Linked DNA regions of Homo sapiens: region 2 is linked to region 1. Evidence: read pairs that join two places in POLR2A ChIA-PET (ENCODE). Cell type or tissue: GM12878. All regions are shown on one strand. Each heading gives the region's core, and the rest is flanking DNA. Links, peaks and the distances in the headings are about the cores only.

Region 1 (5,377 bases), core at 300-5,299:
TTCTGAGACCCACCTGGCCAATGTGGTGAAACCCTGTCTCTACCAAAAAATACAAAAATTAGCTGAGCGTGGTGGCATGCGCCTGTAGTCCCAGCTGCTCGAGAGGCTGAGGCAGGAGAATCACTTGAACTTGGAGGTTGCAGTGAGCTGAGATCGCGCCACTGCACTCCAGCCTGGGTGAGAGAGTGAGACTCTCTCAAAAAAAAAAAGAAAGAAAGAAAAAGAAAAAAAGAAACAAAGGTATCTGTTGAATTCTGTTCTGTAAATGCACACTCAACGCTGATCCTTACCTTTTTTAAGAATTAATTTTTCACGGCTGGGCGTGGTGGCTCATGCTTGTAATTGCAGCGCTTTGGGCGGCAGGCGGATCACTTGAGCCCAGGAGTTTGAGACCAGCCTGGGCAACATGGCGAAACTTCGTCTCTGTAAAATTTTTAAAAAAAAAATTAGCTTGGTGTGGTGGGACATTCCTGTAGTCTCAGCTACTTGGGAGGCTGAGGCGGGAGGATACCTGAGCCTGGGAGGCCGAGGCTGCAGTGAGCCATGATTGTGTCACTGCACTCCAGTCTGGATGATAGAGTGATAGCGTGAGACTGTGTCTCAAAAAAAAAAAAAAAAAATTAGTTTTTCACATGATCCTGATAATTTTTTTTTAATGTACTCAGTGAGTTTCATTTTCAGGTCTTGGGAGTTAAATTGCTATGGTCGGCTCATAAAGCAGGTGTTGGAAATTAACATTGCAGAAAAGCATTTTGAGACTCAGAATTATGAAGAAAGGATTTTAACTAAGATGAAAGGTTATATCCTTTATCAGGAAACTGCATCCCATCCTTGCAAAAAGACAGCTGTGATAGTCTACAGTAGTTGACCTGATTATTATTTTTTGAGACGGAGTCTTACTCTGTTGGTCAGGCTGGAGTGCAGTAGCGTGATCTCAGCTCACTACAACCTCTGCCTCCCGGGTTCGAGCAATCCTCCCACCTCAGCCTCCCCAGCAGCTGAGATTGCAGTCACCCACCATCATGCCCAGCTGATTTTTGTATTTTTGTAGATATGGGGTTTCACCACGTTGGCCAGGCTTGAACTCCTGACCTCAGTTGATTTGCCCTCCTTGGCCTCCCAAAGTGCTGGGATTACAGGTGTGAGCCAGCATGCCCAGCCTGATCTGATTATTATAATTATTGAACTAAAGCTACTAGTATTAGATGGTAGAAATTACAATGTCACAGATAAAGACCTACAATTTGGGAAAATCTTGGGGTCTTTGATGGGCTTTTTTGATTTGGTTTGCTTGGGAGTGGGATAGAGGTTGTCCACTTTTGGATAATGCGACCATTTGAAGTACAGTCAGGATTCTTTTTTTAAAATTATTTTTATGTTGAGACAGGGTCTTACTCTGTCACCCAGGCTGAAGTATAGGTGTGTGTGTCATCATAGCTTTCTGAAACCTCCAACTCCTGGGCTCACATGATCCTCTTTCCTCGGCCTCCCAAGTAGCTGGGACTGCAGACACGCACCACCACACGTGGCTAATTTTTGTATTTTTTGTAAAGATGGGGTCTCTGTATGTTGCCCAAGCTAGTCTTGAACTCCTGGGCTCAAGTGATCGTCCCACCTCAGCCTCCCAAAATGTTGGAATTGCAGACGTGAGCCACCACACCCAGTCCCAGTCAGGATTCTTATTCTGCAGCTATATTGGTGGGTTCCAATCTGCTATCAATTCCAGGAGAGTCTGATATATGCTAAAAATTATTTACCATCCAATTTTGACAATTGTACTTGTAGCTGACCGCCCAGCTTTCTTGTGGAATTAAAATTACTCTGCAGGAGAACAGAGGATTTTTAAAGTGGCGAAACTATTCTGTATGACACTATAATGGTGGATATGTAACAGTCATTTGTCAAAACCCATAGAACATACAGCACCAGGAGTGACCTCTAAGGTACTATGGACTTCAGGTGATAGTGATGTGTCAGTGTAGGTGCATGGATTGTAACAAAGGCACCAGTGTGCTGCAGGATGTTGATGGAGTGGAGGCTGTCCATGTTTGGGGACAGGGGTACATCTCTATACCCTAAGCCTCTATACTTGGAATGCTCTATGCTTTCCACTCAAGTTTGCTGTGAACCTAAAACTGCTCCATAAAATAAAGTTTATTATAAAAATTGGTCTGTGGCTGTAGCATCTGGAAAAATATTACTTCCCCAGAAACACTATAACTACACCTCCTCTGTAGACCCACATATCTAAGTAAAATGGTAAAAAAACAGCCTTATAAAATCAGCAGGAGGCTGGGCGCGGTGGCTCACGCCTGTAATCCCAGCACTTTGGGAAGCCAAGGTGGGCAGATCACCTGAGGTTGGGAGTTCGAGACCAGCCTGACTGACATGGAGAAACCTTGTCTCTACTAAAAATACAAAATTAGCTGGGCATGGTGGTACATGCCTGTAATCCCAGCTACTTGGGAGGCTGAGGCAGGAGAATCACTTGAACCTGAGAGGCAGAGTTTGCAGTGAGCTGAGATCGCGCCATTGCACTCCAGCCTGGGCAACAAGAGCAAAACTCCGTCTCAAAAAAAAAAAAAACAAAAGTCAGCAGGAAGGAAGGCAAGTGATTGATTTCTCAGTTATTGTTGGTTGTTTTTGTTCTTGGAAATCCCCTTTGGTAACGGTGAGTCTTTGTTTTATTGTTCCTTTCCCTGGGTTACAATTATGCCCTTGGAAAGCAGGTGTTCTTACTGGGCGCAAATGCTTGTTTTCCCTATCTCCCTATCTCCTCCTCTTCATCCCCTTGTTTTCCTTCTCTCATGCAAATAGATCCACAGTTGGGGGAAGTGTTGTTATTAGGTCTACTGGGATTATTAGGGGCATTGTTCCATGGCAGGACCCTCGCACAAATGTCAGGAAGGGGGAGAAGGCCTTCCCTTGGCCTTCACCCTTGGTCCCTGAAATGATTCCAGACCACCTCCCACTCCATAAGCCTGTCTTGCCTGTTTTTTTCTCTTACTCTGTAACCTCAGTTCAGGTTTCCCAGGTCTCTATGATCTGTTTTCAACATTTGTCTCAGTCTCAACCCACAGCCTTTTCCCATTACACATTCCACCTCCAGCCTCCAGCGCTAGGACCGGGAAGAAGAAATACCTCCACACCACAATCAGCCAGGCTGCTCCTCTCCAGCCCAGGCCCTGGCCTAGATTAACAGTCAGCCTGAAGGCTTAACTTTGTTACCAATAGTCAGAACTGAATTCCCACTTCTTCCACATGAAGGACAGCTCTTCTTAATAGTGACAGGTTCCCTTTTCCAGGAGCAACTTTATTTCTGAATGTTAAAAAAAAACCCCAAACACTTCCTTTTTAATTCAGAAACAAAGACTCCAGTGAGTCTCCCATGGTTGAAAAAGAAAAAAAAAAAGAGGAAAAAAGTAAAAAAAAGAAAAAAAATTTTTTAAAACTCACCTCCTAACATGTGCATTGATGCATATCTTAGCTTAGGTTATCCCAAAGACGAAATCTCAGAAAGACCTGGGTCTTGGGTATAGATAGCTTTTTGAAAGGGGACCCTAGGAAGTAGGAGTTAAGGAGTAGGGAGAGTAAGAGGAGGAGTAGGGAGAGTAAGAGGAGAAATAGGCCAGGCAAGGATGTAGGATTCCACTGGTTCCTGTTGCGGGCAGCCAGGGCTCACTGTTGCTGGAGACCTGTGGAGAATACACCTCAGAATTGTGCCTCTGAAGGGCCAGAGGCTGGGGCCTTCCCCCACTGGTTTCTTATTCCTCCAATGATTGGGAGTGTTGACATGCCCGGGCACTTAGGGCTGCTCTGTGTATGGACTAAGTGAACTACTGAAGCTTCCAATAAAACCTGAGTTGGAAAAGTTGAGGGACTCCACAGCTGCCTGAGGTGGGCGCTGCCAGCGTGCATGGAGAATGTCCACTCTGGCTGCAGCTGAAACCCTAGTCAGGCTGAGGGGAAGTGGTCTACACTCCAAACAGCATCTGCTGCTATTCATGAATAGGAATTTAAAGCTATCTTCTTTACCCAACTCAAAAAAACCTCAAACATTTAAAAATGGAAACAGCCCCTTGACCTGATAGAGCTTCTGCTGCTGTTTCTTCACATCAAGAAGATGGGATGCTCAAAGCCAGCTTGTGCATCATCAGGGCCAATGGAAAGACCCTTTCCACTGGAGTTCCTCCTCTTCCAGCTCTTGCATTTCTATGTACAGTGAATTTCACCAGCTAAAGTCAGACCAAAAAGATGGTCATTCCTAGCCCTGTTGTCACTCTTCGTCAGAGTCTTTAAGGAAGTTGAGGTGGGCAAGGCTTGGAGACAGAATTTTTTCCTCTTGTCTAAGCTGAGGTTTTGAAAACATTCAAAGCCAAGCTGCAAACTGGTCCAAATTGGGACTGTAGTTATTTCTACAGTAGAGCAGTTCCCAATGTCTTCAAAGATAGAGAAGAGGAGAGTAGAAGTTCTTCCTAATCAGAAATAACTCATTGGGAAGGACTTATAGGGCAACCAAAGCAAGTCTGGATGACTGCTGCGAGGTTTGGGACTGGGTAGAGGAGAGGTTGGGGTTGCTTAGCCAGAAGGCCTTGTGATCCCATTTATGGGAGACACTTTACTATGCCGACAGATGACCTTCTGAAGCCTGTGACTCTCAGCTGGGCGTGGTGATTCGCACCTGGTCATCCTAGTACTTTGAAAGGCCAAGGCAGAAGGATTGCTTGAAGCCAGGGATTTGAGATCAGCCTGGGTAACATAGTGAAACTCTGTCTCTACAAAAAATTTTTTAAATGGCTGGACACGGTGGTATGTGCCTGTAATGCCAACTACTTAAGAGGCTGAGGTGGAAGGATTGCTTAATCCGTAAGTTCAAAGCTGCAGTGAGCTATGATCACACCACTGCGGTCCAGCCTGGGCGACAGAGCAAGATCCTTTCTTAACAATAAATAAATAACAAAATAACTAAAGTCTGTGACCTTCAAGGGTACTTGCTTAAAATTATACTGCCTACTGTAGGATTCCCCAGACAGCAAGATCATTTTTTCTTTTTTTTGAAATAGGATTTTGTTCTGTAACCCAGGCTAGAGTGCAGCGGCGTGATCATAGCTCACTTCAGCCTCGATCTCCTAGGCTCAAGTGATCCTCCCACCTCAGCCTCCCAAGTAGCTGGGACTGCAGGTATGTGCCACCATGCCTGGCTTTTTTTTTTTTTTTTTTTTTGAGACGGAGTCTTGCTCTGTCACCCAGGCTGGAAGTGCAGTGGCATGATCTCTGCTCACTGCAAGCTCCGCCTCCTGGGTTCATGCCAGTCTCCTGCCTCAGCCTCCCGCGTAGCTAGGACTACAGTCGCCCACCACCACACCTGGCTAATTTT
Region 2 (5,377 bases), core at 132-5,131, 180 kb after region 1:
CCCAAGTGTTTCAAAATTGGAAGTGTAATATTTTATTGCAATGATGATGATGAGGATCATGTTGATGATCCATTAATTTATTTTGGATCATTTTTCACACCTTCAGACTCTCAAGCTCTTTACCCTCATACAGTTATTAATTCACTAGGGCAATCTATTCTTTAAGATTCATGCATTTTTTTTTTTACCCTTAGGTAAAAGTTTATTGAAGGATAGGATATCTAAAGTCTTAAAGTACCTTTCCTTTAGTTACTTATACACCTCCGGGAGGAGGCACTAGTGGGAAGTTATGTAGAAACTGAGGAACAGAGAAATCTAATTATAGCACATCTATTTCCTGGAAAAACACTGGACCAATTCCCTAGGGCATGTTTGTAATACAGTGGTCAATACAGTAGTTGTCTCAAATCAGAGCTAAGACCTCTAGACTCATCACATAAAACCTGAAAGTTGAAACAGCTTGCTCAAGTCTGCAGAGCAAATAGCCAAGCTCAAACCAGAATCAAGGCCTATGGGCTTCCTTTAAAGTCAAGACTTCTCCCAGTATTTTCTGTTGGTGTAAATAATAAAGTAAATAAAATAAATATGGTTATCTCAAATTTTTGAATCCCTCTTAAGGAGTAAGTTGAGCATGAACAGTCAAGATGTGTTTTTAGGGAGTGGGGGGTGGTTTTCACTTAACACTTTCTGGAAAGAGAAACGCAGCTGTTGGGTGTCTGCTATTCCTGGGTGTTGTGATGATCACTTCCACACAATATTCTATTTAAAGAACCCAAGACTAGGAAGTGATTTAGACATGCTAGAGATTCTTGCTTAAACTCTTTGGTTTGTTTAAGAATGTGCTTTAACTATTCACAATGGCAAAGACATGGAAGAATTCTTTTGAATTCTTTTGAATTACATATTGGGGCTCCAAGAAGGTTTATTTTATTTAACAAACACCTAAAGAGTGCCTTCTGTGTGCCAGGAATGGGTAAAGTGTTTTATAATAATGAACTCAATCCTGATAACACTATAAGGTAGGTGCTATTATTGCCCCTATTTTACAAATGGGGAAACCAAGGCAGAGAAAAGTGAAGCAATTTGCCTAAGATCCACTATTAGATAGTGGATCGAAGACTCAAGCCCAGGCAGTCTATCTCCAAGAGTCCTTGCTTTTTAACCACATACATTCTGCTGAAGGCAGCTGTGAGATTGGCTGGCCAAGAATATAAAGATGAGGTATTCCCTGTTCCACTTGGAACCTCTCATTCAATGGGATTATTATGTTCTTATTTTTAAACAAATGGACTTTCTTAGAGTAAAAAAAATAGAAATGGAATTGAGAGTAGACAATTTCCATGGACCCCTTTGGAAATGGATCTAAGCTTTGGGGAGGGAGGTCTGATGTTCTGCTTTTTTTTTTTTTTGAGAATGTATGAGGTATTTTCAGACTAGGCTTATTTGACCAGGCAGATGTGCTCCTGAGATACTTGAATATTTTAGCATACCACAACTGTTTATCAGGTTATTCCACTCTTGCATAAATATACAAACAAAATCATTCAGAAATGTTTATGACCCACCAAATGAATGCAGTGTGTGAAATGGAAGTTCTATGCCATGTCCTGTATGCTTTCTCCTTTTATAGCCACATCTGGACAACTTTAAATAGTGAAGTCTGAGGTGTACACTCTGGGTGTTTACAAAATTCTTCCCGAGTTGGATCAGCAAGACCATTTTCCTTGCACAATTGAAACAATGTGGGAACATTTCCCTCTTTATTTTGATAAAGCCTATGTTGATGTGGGGAAAGACATCCTTATGCTTTAAAAAAATCAACTTCATGAGGCATAATTTATAGTCAATGTGTTGGACACATTTTAAGTGCATGAAGGCACATTTTTTAATTACAAGGTTTCTTCTTTTCTCTAGGTCCACATCTAGAATGGAGACTTGGAAGATATTTTGGGGGATCATCCTCCTTGAAGCTGGTTTTGGCTTCAAGTCACAGAGGATTGGTAATACCTGGGTTTCTTTAAGCTGAAAACCATCTAGTGGTAGTGACCATCTTAAAAGGAAATATTACAGAAGCTTCAGAATTAATAAGAGGCAATCGATTCATTGAAGGAGAATTTAGTCAGAATCTGGAAGCTTATAGTGAATGGTGGGCACTTGTTTTTTCAGTACTTAACCCCAAATGACAAAAAAATAGATATTAAAAACTTCCATACTCTGAAATGTATTACTAGGTTCTCAAACGCTTTTGTAAACAGGAGTCTGTTCTGCATTCTGCCTTTTCTCTTCGGCAGAGCTGTTCTGAGGAGTAATTATCATCACAAGACGGATCGCTTCACTGAGTGCTAGTGACACATCTGCAATTTTTTGCAGTTATTTTAATAGATTGTTGGGACTTTCCAAGATGAAAGTCTCATCAGAAGAAGATTATTTGAGTAGCCTGAAGTGCCAGTGAGACAATATTGAGGTTTAAATATTCAAATATAATTACACAGGCTGTTATTTGTTGGGGGAAAAAAAAACCATGAAGCTCTCTCAGTTTTCCTTTTGGCTCTGACTCCCTTCACTTGTGAACAGAAGCTGTGACAGTCTTTTCATGTTTCAAACACCTTCTAAAACATTCAAAGAACTAGTGGAGGGGTTAAGAAAGTGACAGTCTACGAAAATGTAATACATCTCTCAAGTTGCATATGATAGAACTGAAACTTACTTGCCTTGAAAATATTCTACAGCTGTGTGGTTTCCTCTGATTTGAAAGATCAGGGAAACACTTCGTGGTTTGCATTTGATCACCCCTGAAAGAGATGTTAAGGCGACAAGCCAGTCAGCCATCCCTGGAACAGTCATTGAATTCTCCCAGTAAGACTGCACTTTGGAGGGTTGAAGGGAAATAAAGCTTAAAGGACCTGAAGTTCATTTATTGTCTGCCTTTTCCATGATCAGATTCCACTTGGCTTTATGACCAATGTTATGCAAACTTCTGAGAGGTGGGACCCAGGACTCCAGAAGTGACAAGTGGATTAAGTGTCCCTGGATTATACCAACCTCCCCAAGCCCTCTCTGTCTAGACTCTCACTTGGTCTTTGCCTTTCTGTAATATGGATTTCTAATTTAATCTTCATGGCAGTTCAGGGTATGGACTAGATATCAGGAGACCTGGGTCCTAATTCTGGCTCTTTGAATGGATTTACATGAGTTACTTTGCCTTTCCAGGTCTTATTTTCCTTCTCTTTGAGATAGCTGAATTGGACTCCTTATTTTATACTTGTACTGTCCAATACAGGGGCCACCAGCTGCATGTGACTCTCTGAATTAAAATAAATCAAAATTCAGTAAAATATGAAGTTCAGTTTCTGTTATACTAGCTACATTTCACGTGCTCAGTTGCCACATGTCTAGCAGCTACAGTCTCATATAATTATTTCTAGCACTAAAATTTTAATTCCATTATTTGTTTTCATTAATGTTCAAGATTTCCATCCTTATAAGTGCTGTCTCTTTCCTTTCTCTCTTTTCCTCTATTCTTTCCTTCCTCAATATTTTTGGGTATCTGCTCTATGCTAGATGCTCATGTGGTGAACAAACAAACAAAATACATGGTTATCTGTTCTCATGGATCTCACAGTCTAGTTGGGGAAATTGCCATTAACTAAATAAGCACAATCATGAATGTTACATTACAAACAAAGATAAAAGAACATGATCCTATGAGAATTTACCAAAATTTGCTCCAGTCCTGCAGCCACTTGGTGTCTGATGTCTTCCATGCTGGAGGCCAGGATGGGCCCAGATGGGGTACCAATGGGCCTGGCCACTGTTGAGATGGTGGTTTCCAGGCTTGTAGCTGGGGCTGGGGAGAAGTAGCTGCATAGTGCAGCTTGAGCTCAGGGAGCCAAAAGACAAATGTGAGCCACAAGTATAGGAATGCCAACGATCAAACTAAAAGGGGCTGGTGGTGGCCAGGGAGTACAGAAGTCAAAGCTGGAAAGCTGATGTCTTAGGTCAGGTTCCCTGGAAGCAGAGTTTGGGACAGGGATTTGAGTGCATTATTTTGAGAAAGTACTCTTTAGGAAAAAAATCTGTAAGGGAGTAACAGAAGTGGGTTAGAGTAGGGGATGAAGACAATAGGTAAAGTCAAGCCTTGGCCTGAGTCATGAGAGGTGGTGATGGAGTCTAAATAACACTGCAGGGTTGTTTCACTGAAGGCAAGTGGGCCAGGCATTTGTATCTCCATGTTGATTAGACATTGGCCACCCAGGGTGGTGGTAGTGGTGTAACATCCCAGGCGTCTCCAATTGAGGCCACTCCCTTCAGCCAAGGTTAGGACTCTGGAGAAAGTCACAGGTAGTACTTAAAGCAGCTGGGGGATAGGTGTGCCAACCAGTAAAGGCGATCTAGGTGGGTACCAACAGCATCCACTACTGGTAGAAAACTGGGTTCTTTTATTTAGGTCAAGGGATGAATGGAAAGCAGGGTGGGTGATCTAACTGAAGGGCCAAATGTCTATTAGAATGGAACAGAGAGTGGTAGGTGAGCAGGGGAAGATGGTAGCCATGGGAATACAAGGGAAGATGATGGTGTGTCTAGGCTGCATGCTGTGCAGGCAGATCTGTGGGGAGTAAAGGCTCTGAGTCTGGAGAGATGGGATTCCAGCCAGTAACTGTCATTTGTTATGTTTTATCTGAAAGTGACTCTCTTTCCTAGTCTGCAGGGAAGCCTCTCTGGGAGATGTTGTGTTTCTGGTGGACACCAACATCAACCCCCAACATGCACGCAGTGTGCGGAACTTCTTGTACATTCTGGTAAACAGCTTCAACGTCAGCAGTGAGACCATCCGTGTGGGTCTGGCCAAGTATAGCGATGTGCCCCATTCAGAGTTCTTGCTTTCCACCTACCACCGCAAAGGTGATGTGTTGAGACACATTCGGCAGTTTCAATTTAAGCCTGGGGGCAAGAAGATGGGCCTGGCCCTGAAGTTCATTCTAGACCACCACTTCCAGGAAGCATCAGGGAGCCGGGCAAGCCAAGAGGTACCTCAGATCGCCGTGGTGATCAGCAGTGGGCCAGTTGAGGACCATGTCCATGGACCTGCGAAGGCATTGAGGAAGGCAGGCATCCTGCTTTATGCTATTGGCGTCAGAGATGCAGTTTGGGCAGAGCTCAGGGAAATTGCCAGTAGTCCTCAGGAGAATTTTACCTCCTTTGTTCCTAACTTCTCTGGTCTGAGCAATCTCGCCCAGAAGCTGCGGCAGGAACTCTGTGATACGTTGGCAAAGGCAGCTCCACATGTTGACCACGTCTCTCCAGGTACAAAGGCTTTTTATTCTTAATTTCTGATCTGGAAGTCATGAAACTCAAAGCTTGGTCTCTTATTCATCCC

Evidence for each region. Peaks named below come from ENCODE experiments on the same cell type or tissue, not always from the same donor. Only the 100,000 strongest peaks of a DNase experiment are listed, where the experiment ranks them.
Region 2: POLR2A ChIA-PET joins it to region 1 with 9 read pairs; 3 of 35 experiments call an interaction of 5 or more read pairs at or near these places.

What each region holds. Positions count from the first base shown.
Region 1 is chr3:15,354,137-15,359,513 of GRCh38, reverse strand. No RefSeq gene overlaps it. Among named protein-coding and RNA genes, the nearest start is that of SH3BP5, 24 kb to the right of the region's middle. In GM12878, for the core only: no CTCF peak of the experiment used is centred there; a DNase peak (open chromatin) is centred at 2,673; H3K27ac peaks cover 611 bases.
Region 2 is chr3:15,177,512-15,182,888 of GRCh38, reverse strand. It overlaps the pseudogene COL6A4P1. Among named protein-coding and RNA genes, the nearest start is that of CAPN7, 26 kb to the left of the region's middle. In GM12878, for the core only: no CTCF peak of the experiment used is centred there; a DNase peak (open chromatin) is centred at 2,498; H3K4me3 peaks cover 1,470 bases; H3K27ac peaks cover 968 bases.